2 separate regions of the Mus musculus genome follow, and region 2 is linked to region 1. A link is a loop called in an ENCODE intact Hi-C map of the cell type or tissue named here. Cell type or tissue: left cerebral cortex. All regions are shown on one strand. Links, peaks and the distances in the headings refer to the core of each region. The heading gives the core; the rest is flanking DNA. Region 1 has its middle 48 kb from the start of Zfp352. Region 2 holds the start of Elavl2 (ELAV like RNA binding protein 1).

The links. Peaks named below come from ENCODE experiments on the same cell type or tissue, not always from the same donor. Only the 100,000 strongest peaks of a DNase experiment are listed, where the experiment ranks them.
Region 2: a loop joins it to region 1, with 4 times the contacts of the local background. A loop is called at or near these places in 3 of 42 quality-filtered maps.

The regions. Positions count from the first base shown.
Region 1 is chr4:90,167,006-90,175,344 of GRCm38, forward strand. No RefSeq gene overlaps it. Among named protein-coding and RNA genes, the nearest start is that of Zfp352, 48 kb to the right of the region's middle. In left cerebral cortex, for the core only: a CTCF peak has its summit at 4,072 (motif pointing right); a DNase peak (open chromatin) is centred at 4,092.
Region 2 is chr4:91,372,623-91,380,961 of GRCm38, forward strand. Elavl2 (ELAV like RNA binding protein 1) reads right to left here and starts at 3,874. Exons shown (of 8, transcript NM_001347149.2): 1 at 3,314-3,874. It overlaps Mir6402 (microRNA 6402), which reads right to left and starts at 741; the gene lies at 662-741. In left cerebral cortex, for the core only: a CTCF peak has its summit at 4,056; DNase peaks (open chromatin) are centred at 2,143, 2,414, 2,769, 2,994 and 1 more place; H3K4me3 peaks cover 3,686 bases; H3K27ac peaks cover 2,979 bases.

The sequences.
Region 1 (8,339 bases), core at 8-8,007:
CTTGGGTATTCTAAGTTTCTGGGCTAATATCCACTTATTAGTGAGTACATGTCACGTGAGTTCTTTTGTGATTGGGTTACCTCACTCAGGACTATGCCCTCCAGGTCCATCCATTTGCCTAGGAATTTCATAAATTCATTATTTTTAATAGCTGAGTAGTACTCCATTGTGTAAATTTACCACATTTTCTGTATCCATTCCTCTGTTGAGGGGCATCTGGGTTCTTTCCAGCTTCTGGCTATTATAAATAAGGCTGCTATGAACATAGTGGAGCATGTGTCTTTCTTACCAGTTGGAACATCTTCTGGATATATGCCCAGGAGAGGTATTGCGGGATCCTCCGGTAGTACTATATCCAGTTTTCTGAGGAAACGCCAGACTGATTTCCAGAGTGGTTGTACAAGTTTGCAATCCCACCAACAATGGAGGAGTGTTCCTCTTTCTCCACATCCTTGCCAGCATCTGCAGTCACCTGAATTTTTGATCTTAGCCATTCTGACTGGTGTGAGATGGAATCTCAGGGCTGTTTTGATTTGCATTTCCCTGATGATTAAGGATGTTGAACATTATTTTCAGGTGCTTCTCAGACATTCGGTATTCCTCAGGTGAGAATTCTTTGTTTAGCTCTGAGGCCCAATTTTTAATGGGGTTATCTGATTTTATGGAGTCCACCTTCTTCAGTTCTTTAGGTATATTGGATATTAGTCCCCTATCTGATTTAGGATAGGTAAAGATCCTTTCCCAGTCTGTTGATGGCCTTTTTGTCTTATTGACGGTGTCCTTTACCTTAAAAAAGCTTTGCAATTTTATGCGGTCCCATTTGTCAAATTTTGATCTTACAGCACAAGCCATTGCTGTTCTGTTCAGGATTTTTTCCCCTGTGCCCATATCTTCAAGGCTTTTCCCCATTTTCTCCTCTATAAGTTTCACTGTCTCTGGATTTATGTGGAGTTCCTTGATCCACTTAGATTTGACCTTAGTACAAGGAGATAGGAATGGATAAATTTGCATTGTTCTACATGTTAACCACCAGTTGTGCCAGCACCATTTGTTGAAAATGCTGTCTTTTTTTTTTTCCCACTGGATGGTTTTAGCTCCCTTGTGAAAGATCAAGTGACCATAGGTGTGTGGGTTCATTTCTGGGTCTTCAGTGCTATTCCATTGGTCTACTTGTCTGTCACTATACCAGTACCATGCAGTTTTTATCACAATTGCTCTGTAGTACAGCTTTAGGTCAGACATGGCGATTCCACTAGAGGTTCTTTTATCCTTGAGAAGAGTTTTTGCTATCCTAGGTTTTTTGTTATTCCAGATGAATTTGCAAATTGCTCCTTCTAATTCATTGAAGAATTGAGTTGGAATTTTGATGGGGATTGCATTGAATCTGTAGATTGCTTTTGGCAAGATAGCCATTTTTGCTATATTGATCCTGTCAATCCATGAGCATGGGAGATCTTTCCATCTTCTTAAGAGATATCTACAGAACATTTTATCCTAAAACAAAAGGATATACCTTCTTCTCAGCACCCCATTGTACCTTCTCCAAAATTGACCACATAATTGGTCAAAAAACAGGCCTCAACAGATACAAAAATATTGAAATTGTCTCATGCTTCCTATCAGATCACCATGGACTAAGGCTGATCTTCAATAACAACATAAATAATAAAAGCCAACATTCACATGGAAACTGAACAACATTCTTCTCGATGATACCTTGGTCAAGGAAGGAATAAAGAAAGAAATTAAAGAATTTTTAGAGTTTAATGAAAATGAAGACACAACATACCCAAATTTCTGGGACATAATGAAAACATTTCTAAGAGGGAAACTCAGCTTTGAGTGCCTCCAAAAAGAAACTAGAGAGAGCACACACTAGCAGCTTGACAACCCACCTAAAAGCTCTAGAACAAACGGAAACAAATTCACCCAAGAGGAGTAGCCTGGCAGGAAATTATCAAACTCAGGGGTGAAATCAACCAAGTGGAAATAAGAAGAACTATTCAAAGAATCAACCAAACGAGGAGCTGGTTCTTTGAGAAAATCAACAAGATAGATAAACCCTTATCCAGACTCACTAGAGGGTACAGAGACAGCATCCTAATTAACAAAATCAGAAATGAAAAGGGAGGCATAACAACAGATCCTGAAGAAATCCAAAACACCATCAGATCCTTCTACAAAAGACTATACTCAACAAAACTGGACAACCTGGATGAAATGGACAAATTTCTAGACAGATGCCAGGTACCAAAGTTAAACCAGGATCAAGTTAATGATCTAAACAGTCCCATATCTCCTAAAGAAATAGAAGCAGTCATTAATGTCTCCTAACCAAAAAAAGCCCAGGACCAGATGGGTTTAGTGCAGAGTTCTATCAGACCTTCAAAGAAGATCTAATTCCAGTTCTGCACAAACTATTCCACAAAATAGAAGCACACGGTACTCTACCCAATTCATTCTATGAAGCCAAATTTACTCTGATACCTAAACCATATAAAGATCCAAACAAGATAGAGAACTTCAGACCAATTTCCCTTATGAATATCAATGCAAAAATACTCAATAAAATTTTCGCTAACTGAATCTTAGAACACATCAAAACAATCATCCATCCTGACCAAGTAGGTTTTATTCCAGGGATGCAGGGATGGTTTAATATATGGAAATCCATCAACATAATCCATTATATAAACAAACTCAAAGACAAAAACCACAAGATCATCTCGTTAGATGCAGAAAAAGCATTTGATAAAATCCAACACCCATTCATGATAAAAGTCTTGGAAAGATCAGGAATTCAAGGCCCATACCTAAACATGATAAAAGCAATCTACAGCAAACCAGTAGTCAACATCAAAGTAAATGGTGAGAAGCTGGAAGCAATCCCACTAAAATCAGGGACTAGACAAGGCTGCCCACTTTCTCCCTACCTAGTCAACATTGTACTTGAAGTCCTAGCCAGAGCAATTCGACAACAAAAGGAGATCAAGGGGATACAAATTGGAAAAGAGGAAGTCAAAATATCTCTTTTTGCAGGTGATATGATAGTATATATCAGTGACCCTAAAAATTCCACCAGAGAACTCCAAAACCTGATAAGCAGCTTCTGTGAAGTAGCTGGATATAAAATTAACTCAAACAAGTTAATGGCCTTTCTCTACACAAAGAATAAACAGGCTGAGAAAGAAATTCGGGATATATCACCCTTCTCAATAGTCACAAATAATATAAAATACCTTGGTGTGACTCTAACTAAGGAAGTGAAAGATCTGTATGATAAGAACTTCAAGTCTCTGAAGAAAAGAATTCTTTAATATAGGACATTATGTAACAGCAAAAGGATTGAGGGTAATGAATAAAAATCTTGCATGGTATTACATCAATTTCAATATTCAGAAATTATTAATTTTAAGAGGCTATGCATGTTCTTTCAAAAAGAAGGCTTAAAAAGGAAGTATCTTTTAAAAATTTTATAATAAGTAAACCACATAGACTTATGACTTTCAACCTTAGATGGTTTTAGATTTATAATTGTAAAGCATATAGTTGTGCTTCATTATTTTTAATACATTTCAGCCTAATACAACATTTTGTCTTAGAGTAACTTATGGTCAATTATCCATGTCTATCTAAATTAATAATTTAATATGTGGCTCACAATTTATAGACAATAAATCATTACTAAAACTTACAGCATTAAAGAGATACAGATTTTCAAAACAGAAATTCTCTCTTGGAAAGCACGAGCAAGGGGGTGAGAGATGGATGTGAGAATAGAAAAAACTATGTTACATAAAAAGAAAAGCAAAAAGATGAATAGCAAATCACTTTCTGCTGTACACACAGGTTACTTGTAGCAGACTTTGGAATAACCTTAAGCGAGGTTTGATATGAGATTCAAATATCAGGCTCACACAGGACAGAGATTATCCTCACTGAAAAATAGTCTGCAATTTCTCATACATCTGTAAAAAAACCAACACTCCAGTTATAGGCTGCAAAGTATCTACATTACTGAATGCTAGGTATCCATGTTTATTTAAGCTTAAAGACTTCCACATGGTGGCAGTAAGTAGCTACTGCATTTCACTGAAAGAACTGGCAAGTGCCTTGTATCACAGTGCAATGGAAATCTCTGGTGTACCAAGTTAAGTGACTGATAAGATTATATTCTAGGGAATTCAGAATTCTGGTGGAAAATCCATCTTCAAGTGCCCTCTGAGACCATCCACTGGAATACAAGTTACAACTCCGGTTATACAGCAAAATCACCTGGTATCCCCAGTGAGGATGTTAAAACACTGTACTATCTAGCTATGCTTACTTTCCAGCAATGCTGTAGACAAATTCGTGCATAGCTCTTTGGGTGCTGGTCTCATGCTTTGCGCTTCTCATGAAGTTTTCTCTGGATTTGAAACATGTCTCTGTTTCATCACATGACTAAATTCTACTCTTCATACAAGATATTCTAATGAAGACTACTCTTCCGAATCTCAATTAGGTATTCCTTATATGAATGCCTATTTAGCCATATACTCACCCTCTAATCAAATGTCTGTTACTTGACATTCTCCTAATGTGAGAGTTTACCTAAGAGATTTTAAATCTAAGCGCTCTCAACATCTGTGAGAGATTATATTTTTTCATTTGTTTTGTTTATTTTTTTAACATTTATTTTGTAAGATAAGAGAGAGGAGAAGGAATCTATGAAACACTACATGTGGTATCAGAGGACAACTTGTAGGAACTGGTTCTCTACTTCCACCATGTGGATTAAACTCAGGTTACCAGAGGCTTGGTTAAAATATATATATCAGCTCTGCCATCTCAGCAGATGCATAAACTTGTGAACTTCAATTTTTCCATTTCTTTCTCTTTATTGTTTGTGATAGGATCTCATTATATAACCCAGGACTGACTAAGACTTGTGATCTTCTTGCCTCTCAGTCTCTTGAGTGCTGAGATTATAGGCATGAGCCATTTCCTGCATTTCAGCAGTCTTAATTCAGTTTTATTTTCCCTATGATAGAGTCTGATGTTATCCAACAATTATTTGACTGTGGCATTTAAAACAACCTAGTCTTTGAACAATGGTTTGCTTGTTTATTTTAGAAACCTGGTCTCAGTCTGTTACCCTGGTAGATTAGCACTCACTGGTAGCCTCGGCTGGCATTGAACTGCAGTAAATCTCCTGACTCTGCAATCTGAGTGCTGGGATTGGAGGTAAGAACCAGAACATTCATCTTCGTCTTCATGTATTTAATAACCCTCTTTAGCCAGTCTCCAGCTCCTGCAACAATGAATACAAGCATCTTGTCAATTTTACCCAGTGTTCCATTACTAACTCTAACCCCAGTACCTGACACACATAGGAAGCAGACATTTGTTAAATGGTAGACACTTTTGTTAAATAATTGACCCATTGAAAATATAGACCTGAGCTAAGAAATCAAGAGTTACAGTAAACAATGAAATTGTGACAATTGCCTATATGATAATTGGCTGAAATGATTATAAACATTTCAAACAATTGATTTTTAGTTTCAGAATAAGATGGGATATTTTGGTGTCTCTTATACTTTAATCATACTTTATTAATTACATTCATCATGACTCTCCTGGATCCCTAGAGAATTTGCAATTCCCTGAAGAACTTGGAGTGCAAGTGATCAACAGTTGGCTTAATTAGTTTTGAATGGGCCTAACATTCATTCAGTCCATTGCTTTCAACAAAAGTTTTCCTCAAGGTTAAAAATATGGTAAGAATCATTGTGAAGTTAGAAAGTTATCTATATTTTTCATTCATTTGGAAATGTTAATTTTTTGAATATTTGTGTGTTTCCCAAAATTCATGTTGAAACTTAATTTCCAGTGCAAAACTACTTAAAAAAAAGAGCCTTTAGGAAATGATGAGGCCATACATGATTCTTCTCTCAGTGATGAAAAAGGCACTTTCCTAAAAGCGTTTGGACTTGGATGCTCTCTCTTTGTGGTCTTTCTACCTTTCTACCAGGCTTAAAAAAGACACTCACCTTTTTTTCTGTGTAAAGACATAAAGTGGCACGATCAGGACTCTATCTAAGCTTGCAACATCTTGGTCAGGGATTTTCAGATAATAGGCTCTAACAATTGGATAGACAAGTGTATTTTGTTAATGCAGCAAAAAGATGTTGAGACAAGTGTTGAGAAATGAAGCACTTCTGTAAGATAGTCTTTAAATTTAGGATCGACCATAAAATGCTATTCTGGTGATAGCTCAGATTAAGAGGAAAGACAGGGAAAGCCTTGTTCTTAGAGATTACCTACTTAGGCACAATCATAATATTACTCCAAACTGACAATAAAGACAACTGTGGTAGGGTCTTAGCAATGAGAAAAAAATTTAGAAACTAGAAAAAACAAAGAACTTGGCTTAGTTTTCTATGTACCTAAGCACTTTGTAGAAGATAATGTATAAGAGATACTTAGGATATTTAGTGGAAGAAACATGTCACCCAAATGTAAAGGCTCTGTATATATTATCTCAGATCCTTAGCATGAAAGGAAAAGAGAGAGGAACACTCTACTTCTGCAATATATCATATATAGGAAGGCCAAATTTGCATATTCTGAAAATTCTTGGCACAGCCAGATATAAATAGTAACAATGTATGGTAGGGGAAAGCATCAGGACTGACTAATATGGGCAGAAAGAAGCCAGATGCTTTTATTAAAACAACAGAAAATGTCTCCATAAGCATTTTAGAGATCTCTGATGCTTTCACTGACATTTGGCCAGGAGTGCCAAAGGACTGAGGGCAGAATGTTTGTCAGTGTGCCTATGAAACATTAGAGCTCAATGCTCAGAGTTGCTGTGCATTTCTCTCCTGTACCTTCTACTAGTGTGTTCCTTGGATCCTTATCTATGACTCCAGTGGGCTGAGATGTGACTTTGATTACCAGTACAGAGGGTATGCAGGTGCAAAGTGAAGACATGCATCTACATGTGGCCAAGGACAACTATAAATGTGGCTCAACAGAAATTGTAAACTTAAAACAATTTTTTGTGATTTTTAAATTATGGGTAATTGAATACAAATTTCATTGTATGATTTAATAGGATAATTTTATGACATAAAAATAGATTACATTACAAAATTGTAATTTTGAATTACATTACACAGGTCTGGCATGTGAACTTTGTAGCTGACCATGTCTGTTGCAATGTTCAAAGGTTGAATAAACATGGTGGCATTTGTGTTACCCATGTGCTGCTAAATCTGTGGGTAGAGAGAATACACATGTGGTAACTATAGTTGCCTACACATAGATTTTAGTGTGTCATTTGGCACGAAATATATCAACAGATTTATCCATCACTATATTTGTGAAACATATCACTTGTTCAATTCCACACACCACCAGCTTGGAGGATTTCTCTCAAAATGAATCATACCCAGTCTCTTTTCACTATGCCTTTTAGATGGTCTTTTCTTTACATAAGATTTTAGACTTTGTGGGGGGTTCCCCCATCCTCCTATTTCCTGAGGTTGCCTGTTTACATTCTTTCTGCTGCCCTCAGAGCTTCAGTCCTTTCCCCTCAACCAATACCAGATCAGGTTTCACTCTACCCTCCTCCCCTTCCCCCCTTCCTTCCCCCCTTCCCCCTGTCCATTTTCCCTCCCAGGTCCATCCCTTCCTCCCAACCTGTGATTGCTTTCTTCTCTCTCCCAAGTGGGACTGAGGCGTCCTCACTTGGGCACTTTAGCTTATTGAACTTTTTGAGTTCTGTGGACTGTATTTTGGGTATTCTGTACTTTTTTATTAGTGAGTACATACCATGCATGTGCTTTTAGGTCTGGGTAACCTCACATGGGATGATATATTTTCTAGTTCCATCCATTTACCTGCAAAACTCAGGATGTCCTCATTCTTTTTGTTTTGTTTTGTTTTGTTTTGTTTTGTTTTGTTTTGTTTTGTTTTGTTTTGTTTTTGAAAGGAAACATTTTATTGGGACTTGCTTGTAGATCAGAGATTTATTACATTATTCCCATGACAGGAGATGGTGGCTCATAGGCAGACAAGGTAGCCAAGAATTTTATATCTGCATCTACAGACAGTAGGAAGAGACAGTGAGCCACATTTGACCTAGCTTGAGCATCTGAAACCTCAAATTCTACCTCCAGCAACACACTTCCTCCAATAGGGCACACCTATTCCAGCAAGGCCACACCTCATAATAAGGCCACTCCCTGTGAGGCCATGGGGGTCATTTTCTTTGAAGACAACACAGACTATACCCCCAGCCTTTCACAGGGAACTCAGATGCAGTCACTTAAGAATCAGGCCATATACAC
Region 2 (8,339 bases), core at 294-8,293, 1.2 Mb after region 1:
CGAGGGGGCGTCCGAGTGCTGACCATCCCCAACCTGCTCCCTCACTCAGATAAATCTCTTTTACCCAAAAAAACCTGCGCCTGCTCTGGACCCAGACCCAAGATCTGGAGACAGAGCCGCACACGTTTTTTTACACCTGCTTGGCGGCTTAATTACCAGAGCACCTGTCGTACAGGGTTTTTTTTTTTTTTTTCTATTAATGAAAAGGTTTTGGTTTTAACCCTTCCCTCTAGAAAACTACATTTAAAAACATCACCTGACATACCTACCTGAAATTGCAGGAGGCAGGAGGAAAGAACTGAACAGTGGGCGATCGAGTCGCCGCAAGAACGTGATGGAGGTTACAGCTTCAAGGACATGATGCGGGTTTGATGCAGCAAGGTTCGCTAAGGGCGCCCAGAGATCCCCGCCCCCACGCGACGGGCGGGGAGGGAGGACTCCTCTATCCCAGGGATGAAGGGGGGTGCAAATTTACCCTCTAGTGGGAAGTGAAATCAGGCATAGTAAATTAGGGAAAACAATTATGGTCAAAATGGAGACAGGCCATCCTCAGTTTGGGAGACCCTGGTTAGGGACACCAGAAATAGCTAATTGATTCAACACCAGCATTTCTGTGTCACCTCAAATCAGACTTGGAATTAAATGACCTTAACTGACTTTGTGCGGGTTCCTGGGAAAACTGCTCAGAGAGCGCCTGTGCCTCTTTGACCTCCCTCTAAACAGTTATAATATTCCCATCCCAGGCATGCATTATTGCTAAGAATACCAGTTTTGAAGTGTTGGAGAGAAATGGGCCTACCCAATTTGTTAATCTACACCTGAAACCCTTCCAATGCCCTTCACTTTACTTTCTGAAGATGTCTGCTTGAAGTTAGACCTCTCTCAACAGATACTTTCCAAGTAGGCTAAAGCACATCGGTCTACAATCTTCGTTCTCCCACAGAACTGCAAACGGGTTAGCTCTATAAAAGGAATGCCCAAGCCCGTGGTTAAAAGATGGGGGGGGGGGGACTTCAAGGGTCTGTTAAGATAGGTTCATGGAATGGCAGAGATAACTGGGGGAAACTGCTTTTTAATTAAACTCTTAAATGATGACTTTGAAACATTCAACATTTTTCTTTTTCACAGACTTGTTTGCTCAGTTTTGACAAATCTCTCAGATGTCCCATTTAAGAAGCCATTTTACGAGGATTATCAAACATCCCTGACCTTCCTTTCCCCACAAAACACAAGCTCCCTCTCCTGACCTTTAGAAAGGGATTATCATTTAGGAAGATAAGCTGTTGGGTCACTATTGTCTACCTTGTAACCCCTCCAATTCTCCTTCATTTTAAGCCTATCTTTTTAGGTTGCAATTAATAGTAGGCCCAGAAAAATAAAACATACGCACGTCCTACCCCACTATCTTAGGAATAGCTCTAATAAATAAGGTCGTGGAGAAATGTTGCAGGTTTAGAATCTTAGCCAAATAGAATGTGTGTACATGAGTGGGGGAAGGGGCAGAACCCGTCCATTTAAGGGACGAAGTGCTCGGACATTCATCTCTGTCCATCAGCGTTAGCGTAAACACTAAATGGCTGATTATTTTTCTCACCCTCACCACAATAAAGGCAGACCTGGAGCTGTAGTTAGGAGGTAGAGAAGATAACCAATCTCCACGTCTGTTTTGGTAACAGATACCTGAAAATGGAAAATGGGGAACGCATCCACCCTCCAATCTGCCACAGTTGTACAGCCTTCCTATTAATTCTTTATAGACGTGAAATAGGTGGGCACGTAGCAACGTGCTGGGCATAAATTAAGCAACAATGGCCACGAGAAGTCCTGTCTGCCACAGAGGTACAGGGTGGGCACTGCCACCTTGCCATCCCTACTCCCCCCCCCCCCCATACACACGCCCTAGGCAGAGTCGGGGAAGGGGGGGGGTGGCAGAGCGCTAGCTTTTGGAACCAGCCTGTGGGTGGGGTAGGGAGCTGCGAGAGATGAACAACCCGGGCCAGCTTTGTAGCTTGCCCCCATACTTTGCGTCTCGAGCACCACTCGGCGCTCGCACGCACACATTCGCCCACACCCCCTCGTGCCGATAATTTAAACTTCTCCGAGGCAAAGCCAGCACCTCGGTCCGCCACCACCTCCCCCGCCCTCGCCGCCCGGCGAGCATCCTCCCCCTTTCCCACGTCTACCCGGATTCGCTCTTTCGCAGTAGAAAGCCGGCTGTTTTCCCCTGCACCCGGAGAAATCACAAAAGTTAAAATGAAGCGTGTGCCTGTCTGCCCAGAGTCTCGTCCCCAACCATCTTTCTCCTGGCGTCAGTTTTAACAATAGCTACTCGAGGAAGGGGAGCTGCGAGGAGGGGCTGAGGGCTATACAGCCGACTCAGCTCCCTGGGTAGCTGCGATGCCTCGCGGCTGCCAGTGAGTCTCCCTTTCCCGGAAGGCGGGCTCCGCTGCGTAGGACCAAGGACAGGGCTTGGAATCCACTGCCCAGCGCCCAGCACCGCGAGGCTCCCAAGCAGCTGCCACTTCACACTCACGGCTCCAAGGATCTTATTTACGCTTTTCTGAACAAAGGGAATCTCATATCCGGTATAGGCTCAAAGATTCGGCCCCAAATTGGCAGTCTTCTTTAAAATCTGAATTACAATCATTGGAATCCGTGAATCAGAGTCCTCAATTCTGGCAATGATGAGTTTTGACAGCTTCTAACCTTACCCCAGCCCCAGCCCAGCCCCAGCCCTTAGGCTGTATGTACTTTTTCCAGGCAACTACAACTCGCTGCCTGGTGCAGCATCTAAATTCCATCTGGCAATCCCATCTCCCCGGCACACGCTATCTAGTTAATGCAATTAAGCTGAGGATTTTCCCCACTGGTCTAATCTGCAAGTAAGTCCAGGGCTTCTGATTTCCCCAGTCCTCCGATTCCTTTGCGAAAGTAGAGGCATGCATTCCCCTCCAACATTCAAGTTATCCCTCTCTTCCCACGAAATGAACTTCCAACCTCAACCCCGAAGCTCACTGAACATGTAGCCTCCCATTGTAGCCTGCTGGATCTTGACCACATTTACCACTTAAGTTTCTATCAAGTGACATTTTCGAATATTCAGTACGTTAAGCATGCGTCCACTGTCTTCTAGTCTGGCTCTCAAGAATAAAAAAAATAAAAATAAAAATAAAAAAAAGCAAAGCAGTCGCTTTGAAATGAGGCAAACATGTGCAATTAACTTCACATTCTGTATTCCGCTCACTTACAGGTTTTCTGGGTTTGCCAGCGCATCGCTGCAACTAATGATTAAAGAAACCAAACCGAAACTTACCTTTCTCCCTTAAGGTTTTTGTGTATGTGTATTTTTAAAGTAACGGTGCACTTCTCCCAATAAGGATGAGCAAGAAGCTGCTGGATAGTTCTCTTAAGACAGCACGAAACCTAAACTGTGCTCGGCTTAAAAGAAGCAAATAAAAAGAAATGCTTTCGACCCCAAAGTCCAATGCTAAAAGAAATGATGAAAAAAAATATGAAAGGGGAGGGGAAACTTAAAAAAGAGAGTTTAAAAAGACGGAGAGACTACTCCTATTGCCGTTCAACTAAACAAAAAGGTGCAAGAAAAACAAACCAAGGAACAAAGAAAAGAGACGAAAGAACGTTTTTTCAAAAAGACGATGTCTTTCTCCGTGTTGCTTTTTAGTAGGTCGCTACAGGAGTAAGCTGCTGCATCTCTAAGTGAGAACAGAAATAAGGGGGGAGGACGTCTTAAAAGGGAGGTGGACTGGACCACAGATTTATAGCACCGTATCACCAACCCCTTCTCTGCCTCCGCACTGCCGTGTGTGCAGCTGCTCTGCCAGAGTCCTATCCCGGGCAGCACGCGCGGAAGTATACGCCGAGTTGCGCCACAACGCAACATGCTCATCGCCCCAGGTTTCTGATTGGGCGAGACGCTTCTATTGAGGCCGCCCAGGCGAAGCTCTGCTAGGTGATTGGCTAGGGACTTATGTCACTCTTGAGAGCTCAATGGAGTCCCGTTTCAAGGTAAGTTGTGCCGGGAGGTACACACTTAACACTGGCGGCGAAGGGAAATGCAAGAAGCAAAAAGAGATGGGAGAGAGAGAGAGAGAGCAACGTGGGAGGGAACTGTACTATGAGAGTTTGCGATATTGCACCATCTATTTTCCTCTTAAGTCTTTCTGCTTCCAAAAGATTCGTTTTATTTGCCCTCACGGCTGCATCTTTGGCATGTTTCTTTGTAATAGTAAACTGTCCGGTATGTATGAGTCATCGAGAGCGCCTCTCTTTGATTTGAGAGGGATTTGAACGTACACCCATTACTTGTCCGCATGCCTTTTTTGGTTTGTGTTCCAGTAATCTTTACATCTGTATTAGATATTGGGTAACTGTGTGTATGTTTCTCTATTTTAATATGTCCACCTCTTTCTCTCTCTTTCTCTCTCTCTCTCTCTCTCTCTCTCTCTCTCTCTCCTTTTAGAATAAGAATGAAATAGAAATGGTTTCAACTGAATCTGTACAGTTTGAACTAGCTTTCAATGTATGTCAGGGTTAAAAGGGGGTAGCAAAAACATCGTACTTAACAAAAACAAAAAAACAGGTAATGAATTGAAATAAGGTCCTTCAGTTGGAGGTAAAAAGAGCAGCTACATATAAAATTAAAACAAGCCACTCCTTTGCATTTGCTGGCAATACAGATCTTGAACCTCACAAGGATTGCTGACAGTAAAGATAGTTCAGCCTTTACCAGGTTCTTTTGAGAATTCAAAAGTTTGATCAGTAGACCAAGTGCTGTCTATGTCTTTGCTTTATAGATGAAGATTTCTTTATTCCAACCTCATGTTTGAGTAATATTCAAGAGGCTGAAGTGCAGGTTTATTCATACTTATTTCTTCCGTTAAGTGAAAGTGAGATTACTAAATTTACCTAGATGTATTTACAATGAGAAACAATATCCACCTAACTTAGTTCATTCCCAAGGAATTTTTCAGTTTTGACAGATAGCCTCAACTTCCTAAACAGTACATATATTTCTTACATAATCTCTCTTCTCTCAAAAATTATTTTACTACTATGTTTATTTGCTACTAGTCACTGTCCTTGATAATGTAAGAGAGCAAAGGCAACGGTAGAAATTAAACATTGCAGGAAGATGGAATGTCAGAGGGAAAGAGAAAGATGGTCTGAGAGCAAGTGACTTAGAAGTGGAAAGGAAATTGGTGTTCCTTGAGCGCGTCCTTGAGTTTGATAAATGATTAATGTAAAGAACTGGGGACCTGTTTATCCCCCGTTTAACCTGTGTAACAGTATCTAAGTTATATTATTTTGCATAACAACAACTAGGGTAGGAAAAGTGGGCCTGAATCTATGTGTATAATTACCATTTAGAATTATCATTTTGGAGCTCCCACCTCCTACTTTTTATATAACAATAGCTCCTTGGGGCTTAATTTCAACTTAAAACTATTAACTAGTCTCCAGTGAAACTACAGACAAATTAAGGGAAAAAACAGCAGCTTGAAGAAAAGAAGCCAGGAGACCAAAATATAAGAAAGCCTGCATCCCTGTTTACAATAGAAATATGAATAACAGCAGACTGGGTTTCTTGTCAAATACCTTCAATTCCTCTCACCTACCACCTCTGCATGGAAAAAAATGACAAAACTACACTACTGTTTGATTTATTCATTTATGCATGAGATGAACCATATTTTCTCCTTGTGATCATGTTCACACCCTGATATTGCATTAGTTCCATACATTCATAAAATAGTAGCAGTTTGAAGGGGATTCTTACATTGGTAAAGGCACAAGTACCTTTTTATGGGTGGAAACTAATAAAGACATTACATGGAAAGTAATAAAGCTGTTCATTCGAATGCAAAAATTCCTTAATTCTGTACATTCGGTATAGATGCTTTGTCTCAGTTTGGCAGAAGAGGAAATATTTTCAAAACATTGCTATATTCAACATGTTGTCTTTTCTTTGTAGATAGCACAGATTACCTGGGAAGCTGAAAATATCTTTAAATGGTGGCTTACTCCTTAAATAATACAGATGTTAACTTTTAAAAACCTTTAAATAGATAAGCAACATTTGCTTTTCTGACTTTTAAAAATAAAATGGCAAGTGATATATGGATGCAGATCTCACTGTGAATTTCATACGCCAAACTCGAAACATTAAGGTGCACTGTGCTTCTAGCGATTAATGAAGGCTATGTGCAAACATCCCACCTAAATTAAGCACAAATTTTAATCAACACCTCTTGATTCATAGTTAAGAAAAAGAATTATCCTCAGCACCTAAACTTGCATTAGATAAACAGTCTTTTCATGATCATTCAAATTCTGATTAAGTCATGTTAGGTCTGACATTCTCTTGAAACCTCAGCAGTATTTTGACTTGAGACAGAAAGGGGCGAGAGTTTGGGGAGCTCCCAAAAGCATGGAGAAAAGTTGAGTGTTGATAAAATTGCAAAGTAGTGCTTTTCAAAGCTGAGATTTAAAGACTTCAATTGGCTATATTACTGAAGTTTACTCATAAAAGAACATGTCCCTCCCAGGAATACTTAAAGGCATTGTGGACAGTGTTGTTAAGATAAATAACTCCCTTATACAAGCCCTTCTACAGGAGGAGAAGGGGTGACTTGACCATAATTAAAGTCTCTGCAAACTACTCATAACTTTTTTTTAAAAATAGTGAATAAGGTAGCTCAGATATGTGTGAATTACTATTTAAATTGGCTTGGAAATTTTAAATAGTGTTCCTTTTAAGGGAATTGAAATGCTATTTTTCTGATTGTTTAGCTTTGGGGAGATTTTGTGTTCATCATATTGGAAATATACGATTTAAATCCTGCATACGAGGTGTTGATATTATATAACCTGCCCACTACCTTCTTTACTTTCCCTTCTGAAAGGAGTATATAAGCTTTCTTTTTACAGCTTGAAAAACAGAAAAAGTTATGGATATATTGGACACTTCTGAGAGTTTAGGTCCTGAGAGCACACAGAAGAATGAGTCAGGAATTAGTTGAGTCAGAAATTAGTACCATGGACAGAGACCAGCCTAGCGGACAGAGTAAAGTTTGCAGAGCAAGATTGGCGACGTATTTTCTGTTCCTCCCGTTGAGACTCGGTTTCAAGCTCGTTGGTGAAAGCTTTTACACCACGGATTTGAGGCAGACTCTGTCCTCCATCGAAACAGGTTTGTTTGGAATTAAGCTTCCTTTTGTTATAGCCCGGCCATTGTGACAAGCCCCAGAGTTTGAGCCTGGATGTGTGTCCTCTTCCTCTACTCCACTCCCTTCCCCCACTGCCTGGAGGAGCAACCCTTTCATCAAGGTGTTCTTGCAAAATAAATGCAAATCCCAGTAATCTTGGAAAAGTCTGGCAAGCCTACCTCAGAGTTTTTCATCTTGAAATTTTCCAGTGGGAATAGAAGCAAGAACTCATCCTTGACTACCTTAGTTCTTTTCTGGGATGTTTTCTCTCCCTGGCAATGTCTTTCGCCCTTGAGTACTACCCCAAGACTGTGTTGCAAAGGACCCTTTATATTGCAAACGCTGGAGCAGGAACAGTGTTTAGTGAAGCAGAAAGCAAGACCACAGCCTTTTCTCAACTTAAAATTCATCTACAAAGGGAAAGGCTGCAAAATACAATATACTCAAGGGGAACTCCTCGGGTTTCTGATTTACCTGAAGAGATATGTGAATTGTGAATTATTTCATATTTTTTCCAGTAAATCTTGGGAGATGACTCTACATTGTGACACCCCCCCCCCAACTTGTCTCCCTCTGCCAGGAAAAATTCTTGTATGAGTCACATTCTCCTTTAAGCCCCTTGCTGCGGGTTTCAGACCAAGATCTGTCGCACGTGCCCCTCTGTGTTTCAGCCTGCGATCAAAGATCATTTACGGAAACGCTCCCACGAAAATCCTCAGATTTTCTTCCGTCGTTCACTCTGTTGGAACTTTTAGGAAGATAAACTCGCGTCTCTGGTAGCGGGAAGGGGAACATCCACGTAAACAGGCGAGGGTAAAAGAGAGAGAGAGAGAGAGAGAGAGAGAGAGAGAGAGAGAGAGAGAGAGAGAGAGAGAGAGAGAGAGAAACTAGAGGTGATACAGGGCAAATCAGAGCCTGGTGTCCGTTTCTTTCAGTGATGCTAACAGCCTTCCCTAAGCTTCCTCCTGCAGCCGATACAGCTCATGCAAAATTAATACAAGTAATTAAAAATAGCAGTTTCCAAAGTTAAAGGAAACCATCTGTCTCAGATGGTAGCAATCAGTCTTTTCACCCGCCCCTTTACCCGGACCTGGGAAGAAACGGTTGCTCTGC